Linked DNA regions of Homo sapiens: region 1 is linked to region 2. A link is a contact called in ENCODE Hi-C or POLR2A ChIA-PET data. All regions are on one chromosome and are shown on one strand. The core of a region is the stretch at or near the end of the contact, and the rest is flanking DNA. Distances in the headings are between cores, read along the strand shown. Region 1 holds the start of STING1 (stimulator of interferon response cGAMP interactor 1). Region 2 has its middle 19 kb from the start of PSD2-AS1.

Region 1 (2,860 bases), core at 179-2,678, 280 kb after region 2:
TTGCTGGGATTATAGGAGTGAGCCACTGCACCCGGCCTTTTTTTTTTTTTTTTTTGAGATGGAGTTTGACTCTTGTTGCCGAGGCTGGAGTGCAGTGGCATGATCTCGGCTCACCGCAAGCTCCGCCTCCTGGGTTCAAGCGATTCTCCTGCCTCAGCCTCCTGAGTAGCTGGGATTATAGGCACCCGCCACCACGCCCAGCGAATTTTTTGTACTTTTAGTAGAGATGGGGTTTCACTATGTTGGCCAGGCTGGTCTCGAACTCCTGACCTCAAGTGATCCATTTGCCTTGGCCTCCCAAAGTGCGAGGATTACAAGGATGAGCCATTGCGCCTGGCCTATTTTTTTTTTTTTTTTTTTGAGATAGGGTATCACTCTGTCACTTAGGCTGGAGTGCAGTGGTGCCATCACAACTCACTGCAACCTCTACCTCCAGGGGTCAAGTGATGCTCCCACCTCAGCCTCCCAAGTAGCTGGGACTATAGGCGTGTTCCGTCATGCTTGGCTAATTTTTTTTTTTTTTTTTTGTAGAGATGGGATCTCCCTGTGTTGCTTAGGCTGGTCTCAAACTTCTGGGCTCAAGTGATCCTCCTGCCTTGGCCTCCCAAAGTGCTGGGATTACTGGAATGAAATCAAGGCACAGAGCAAGCTGGGCTTTGGAGCAACCCACCAGGCTTCAAGTCCCCACTCTCAATTACTTAAACCAGTTATTTCACCTCCCTGAGCCTCGGATTATCCATCTATAAAATGGGGCTAGAATTATACCTACCTGACAGGGTGGCTGGTGAAATGATATACAAGTGAAGTGATATATGCAACACTTGGCATAATGTCTGGAACAAGGTAAACACTTTATTATTATTATTATTATTATAATTTAGGTTGATGCATGGGGATTTTATAACCTACACTCAAACAATGTAGGTCAGATCATTTTTCTTTTCTTTTCTTTTCTTTTCTTTTGAGACAGTCTCGCTCTTGTTGCCCAGGCTGGAGTGCAGTGGCCTAATCTCTGCTCACTGCAACTTCCACCTCTCAGGTTCCAGCGATTCTCCTGCCTCAGCCTCCCAAGTAGCTAAGATTACAAGCGCCCACCACCACGCCTGGCTAATTTTTGTTTTTAGTAGAGATGGGGTTTCACCATGTTGCTCAGGCTGGTCTTGAACTCCTGACCTCAAGTGATCCACCCATCTCGGCCTCCCAAAGCGCTGGGATTACAGGCATGAGCCACTGTGCCAGGCCTGCAATTACTTTTGCTCCTACCTAATATCATCCCCACAACCGCCTTCTGGGCAGAAACCGGCAGGCTCTCTTGGAGAAGTCACAGGCGTGGCCATTTCCTGCAAAGAGCCAAACCCCCATTCCTCTGTGCCCCTCCTCTCCCACCAAGTGCTTTATAAAAATAGCTCTTGTTACCGGAAATAACTGTTCATTTTTCACTCCTCCCTCCTAGGTCACACTTTTCAGAAAAAGAATCTGCATCCTGGAAACCAGAAGAAAAATATGAGACGGGGAATCATCGTGTGATGTGTGTGCTGCCTTTGGCTGAGTGTGTGGAGTCCTGCTCAGGTGTTAGGTACAGTGTGTTTGATCGTGGTGGCTTGAGGGGAACCCGCTGTTCAGAGCTGTGACTGCGGTGAGTGTTTCTAAACACCCTTGGTTTGGGGGTAGCAAAGGGCAATGGAATGGAGGCTTTCTCAAACCTCACCCCTGACCCCAGGACTCAGGCCCAGCTCATCAGGGCTTTGAGGGAAGGTTCCTACCTCCCTTCCTGAGGAACAGGAAATACCCTCCTTCCCAGCACCAGTAAAGCTGCGGTTTGGAGAAACGCCAGGGCTAGAGTGTTGTGGAGAAACCAATCGTTGTTAACATCTCATTTTCAGGCTGCACTCAGAGAAGCTGCCCTTGGCTGCTCGTAGCGCCGGGCCTTCTCTCCTCGTCATCATCCAGAGCAGCCAGTGTCCGGGAGGCAGAAGGTAGGCTCAAGATCAGCCTGGCAGAACGCCAAACCTAGGGCCCCTGGCACCCAGAGGCGAGGGGGTGCCTGCTGGCTGCCCTGTCCCCACTCCCTGAGCTCTGTTTTCCACTTTGTTGACTAAGGTCCTCCCTGGGGTGGGTTCCGGGGACAGGGGAACCCAGGTCCCCAAGGGTTCTTGGTTGGGTACGGCTGCACAGGACAGCTTCAAGTCTGGGTCTGGGATAGTTGCTGCCTTCTTTCTTCACCACACCTGTGGTCTCCCTGGGTCTTGGTGGGGCGTGTATGTGCAGGCCCTGCTCTGTTTTCAGCAAACCTCGCTGAGACAGGAGCTTTGGGGTGACTTATTCCCAGCCTGCCTCCTAGAGGTGTCTCTAAGAGCAGCCTCTGGGAGTGGCTGGGCACCAGGGAAAGGGGAACTGGGAGGAAGTGCCCAGCCAGAGCCTCAGTCCCAGAAGGGCAGGAGGGCAAGGGGAGAATGGTCATGGATTTCTTGGTGCCCACAGATGCCCCACTCCAGCCTGCATCCATCCATCCCGTGTCCCAGGGGTCACGGGGCCCAGAAGGCAGCCTTGGTTCTGCTGAGTGCCTGCCTGGTGACCCTTTGGGGGCTAGGAGAGCCACCAGAGCACACTCTCCGGTACCTGGTGCTCCACCTAGCCTCCCTGCAGCTGGGACTGCTGTTAAACGGGGTCTGCAGCCTGGCTGAGGAGCTGCGCCACATCCACTCCAGGTGACTCACTGCAGTACCCAGGGACGGGGTATCCAACGTGTGTCACTCCCTTGATGCCTAGCCCTGCCCCTCCTTGAACCTCTCTGGCTGAGCTGGGCTGGGGGCTGGGGTCTGGGGTCTGGCTGTCACTCACAGGTACCGGGGCAGCTACT
Region 2 (2,996 bases), core at 62-2,561:
CTGTCTCTACTAAAAATACAAAAAAAATTAGCTGGGCAAGGTGGCGGGTGCCTGTAGTCCCAGCTACTCGGGAGGCTGAGGCAGTAGAATGGTGTGAACCTGGGAGGCAGAGCTTGCAGTGAGCCGAGATTGTGCCACTGCACTCCAGCCTGGGTGACAGAGCGAGACTCTGAGAAAGAAAGAAAGAAGGAAAGAAAGAAAGAAAGAAAGAAAGAAAGAAAGAAAGAAAGAAAGAAAGAAAGAAAGAAAGAAAGAAGGGAAGGAAGGAAGGAAGGAAGGGAGGGAAAGAGGGAAAGAAGGAAAGAAAGAAAGAAAGAAAGAAAGAAAGAAAGAAAGAAAGAAAGAAAGAAAGAAAGAAGGAAGGGACTTGCCCAGACTCAAACCCAGGCCAGTCAGTGCTCTTTATCACCTTACTATCCTGATGCCTACCCCTCTATTCGCCCTAGAGCAATTCTTAACCTGCTGGGTGTCTCAGTTTCCCCAGCCAGGCAATGGCGAGGATGGAGGAGGCATCTCTAAGGACCTTTAAGTCTAAGGGAACTTATTAATCCATCGAGGTGGGGCTGCTGGAATGGGCACAAAATCACAGATCTAACCATGGAGGGTCCTACAGGCCAAGGTCACCTAAACTCAGGACAGACTGCAAGAGTCTAACCTGGGTCCCTTCTGCTCTAGCTCCATCCATTTCCCCCATACACAGAGGAGAGAAAACCCCATATTGTGGGACAGGGAGAGGGTGCCCCCCACCATTCCAGGACTGCTGAAGACTGAGAAACAGGCCCAGGCAGGTGAAAAGAAGGCTAGGCGCTGGTAGACGGGCAGAGGCAGAAACAGAGTCATCGAAGGGTAGGTCCATCAACAAGTATCCCATGAAAGGCTTAGGGCCAGATAGAACTGCCAGGCCTGGAAGGGAGGCCTCACCCTACTGCCACCAATCCTGTATCGCCCCCTTCTACAAACAGCACATCGAATCACAGCTCAGATTGTAGACTTCCTGAGTTCAGATCCATCTGTTAGTCCTTCATCTGTGGACTCAGCGATCCACCCCCACCACCATTCTGCTCCGCGGTCCCTCTCCCCAGGCCCTGGTTCCACACCTCCCTACCCAATGTTCTCCCTTCATCCAGACCCCAGGCTCTCTACCCAGCCACCACAGAGGGGCCTGGCTTGCCGTCACCCCATCGCCGCCAGCTTGAGGACAGGCCCAAAAAAGGAGGACAGGGAAAGAGAGAGGGAACGAACGCACCACCCCGGGCCAGAGCGGCGTCCTCTCATCGGCCTAGGAAGCTGTACTGCTCAGCAGCCACCAGAGGGCGCGCGCCCCTTCTCAGAGCCAAAGCCACGACGGCGGCGGTGGCGGCGGACCCGGAGGGGTTTGCAGAAGATGCGGGGCAGGGGTGCGGTCACTCCGGGAGGAACCCCCCCGGAACGCAGCCGCACCCTGGGCTCGGATTCAGCCCTTGTAAGAAGACGGCCTTGGATGCTGCCCCTCGACCCTCTCCCCAGCCGCGCCCCGCGCTTCGGTCTCCTGCTGACTACTCGCTCTCTCCCCCTCCTGGCCGCTGCGAGCACTGCGGCCCGGCGGAGCTTGGGCTTGGAGGGTGGGAGGTGGGCAAGGGGGCGAATGGGGATTTATCTGGAAATAATGTGGCAAGGGGCTGCATGGTGGGAATATACTGGGCAGAACGAGATTGTAGTGGTTAGCACTAGGTGAACAGAAGTACGAAGAGGTGGGGAACTACAGTGGATGTGCAGGGTACTGGGCCGATTAATAGGAGGGCACTGGGGGCCACCGGGCAGGTACTGGGGGCAGTGGGTGGTCCCTGGGGGCTATTTAAGTGGTACCAAGCCTAAACTGGAAAGAGGGCGCTGGGTGGTTTCCTGGTGGTAACGGGGGCCCTGAGTGCATGTTGGAAGTACCACTGCGTAGGCACTGGGGGTACTGAATAACAACTGGAGACATTGTGTGCTGGGAAGAACTGGAAGGCAGTGTGAAGATAGCGAGCAGAAGGGGCACTGAGTGGGAACCAGGGGTGGGAGGGTCACGGAACCCGCAGTGGGAAGTACTGAGTGGGTCTGGGGATATGGCACAACTGAGAGGGTGAGGGGGCGTTGGAAGGGTTCGTGGCAGGTACTGGGCATTATCTATGAGAAGTGGGGACATGGGTGGACATCGGGTGGGTCATGGAAGTCACTGGGGTCACACTGAAGCCCTGGAACAGTATGGCACTTCCCTGGCTGTGCCTCAGTGCCCCTCACAACAGCGCCACTTTCACAGCCAGGACTTAGATCAGAAATGTCCCTTCGCCAGTGAGGGTATCCTGCCCTGACCAGAACCTATTCCTGCTTTCCTGGCGGGTGTGGAGGGTGCTGCTCATAGACAGAGGACAGGCTCTATTATCTACCTCCCCCAGATGAGGTGGGAAGTAAAGGCAGGTCAGCCCCTTATCCCTAGAAAATAAGGAGCCCCCTGCTCAGCCCCTCCCATCAGGTTTCGGCCTCCTGGCCCAGCTTGCTGGCTGCTGGGCCGGGAGGGGCTGCCAGGCTCGGCCTCCTGCCCACTGCGGGGCGCCGGGGGAGGGCGGCGCGCGGCTCGAGATGCCGCGTTGCCATGGAGACGCTGCCGCATCCTGACTGCTCCTGGCAACGGGGTCCCGCAGCCAGGCAGGCGCTCGGCGGGGACCCCAGGGAGCGGGCGCGCCAGGCTGCCCACGGCGCCGCCAGACCCCCGGGACACGGATATGGCTCCCCCACCCACAGGCGCCCCTCACTCACACTCCCAGGGGCACACGGATGTACGTACGCGCCCCAGCTGCAGCAGCCCAGGCGGAACTGCAGCCCAAGCCCTCCCTGCAGCCCCCACTCATTAATTCAGCAAACATTTGCTTACGGTCTCAGTGCCAGGCGCGAGCTGGCCACTGCGGTTGTGGCGGCGACAAGTCACACGGGGACGCTGCACTGCCCCCCTCCCTCCCCATCTCGCAGCCCGCAGGGGA

The links. A loop is a pair of places that touch in the nucleus more often than their neighbours do. ChIA-PET counts read pairs that join two places held with the same protein, here RNA polymerase II (POLR2A). Pooled maps may share reads with other maps.
Region 1: a pooled map shows a loop between it and region 2 (3-fold over the local background). The contact joins the promoter of STING1 here to the enhancer-like site in region 2. A Hi-C loop is called at or near these places in 5 of 50 pooled maps. POLR2A ChIA-PET finds 5 or more read pairs at or near these places in 2 of 52 experiments (activated T-cell and naive thymus-derived CD8-positive, alpha-beta T cell).

Annotation. Positions count from the first base shown.
Region 1 is chr5:139,481,326-139,484,185 of GRCh38, reverse strand. It overlaps STING1 (stimulator of interferon response cGAMP interactor 1), which reads left to right and starts at 1,428. Exons shown (of 8, transcript NM_198282.4): 1 at 1,428-1,636; 2 at 1,884-1,976; 3 at 2,482-2,708; 4 at 2,844-2,860. The coding sequence starts at 2,482. It also overlaps the pseudogene LOC101059986. RefSeq lists enhancers at 1,256-1,375, 1,386-1,515, 2,036-2,265.
Region 2 is chr5:139,764,191-139,767,186 of GRCh38, reverse strand. It overlaps a transcript of PSD2 not described here. Among named protein-coding and RNA genes, the nearest start is that of PSD2-AS1, 19 kb to the right of the region's middle. RefSeq lists an enhancer at 2,890-2,996. Within about 2 kb of position 1,311, at least 10 of the 41 ENCODE cell types and tissues checked have a DNase peak (open chromatin) inside an H3K27ac peak, as active enhancers do.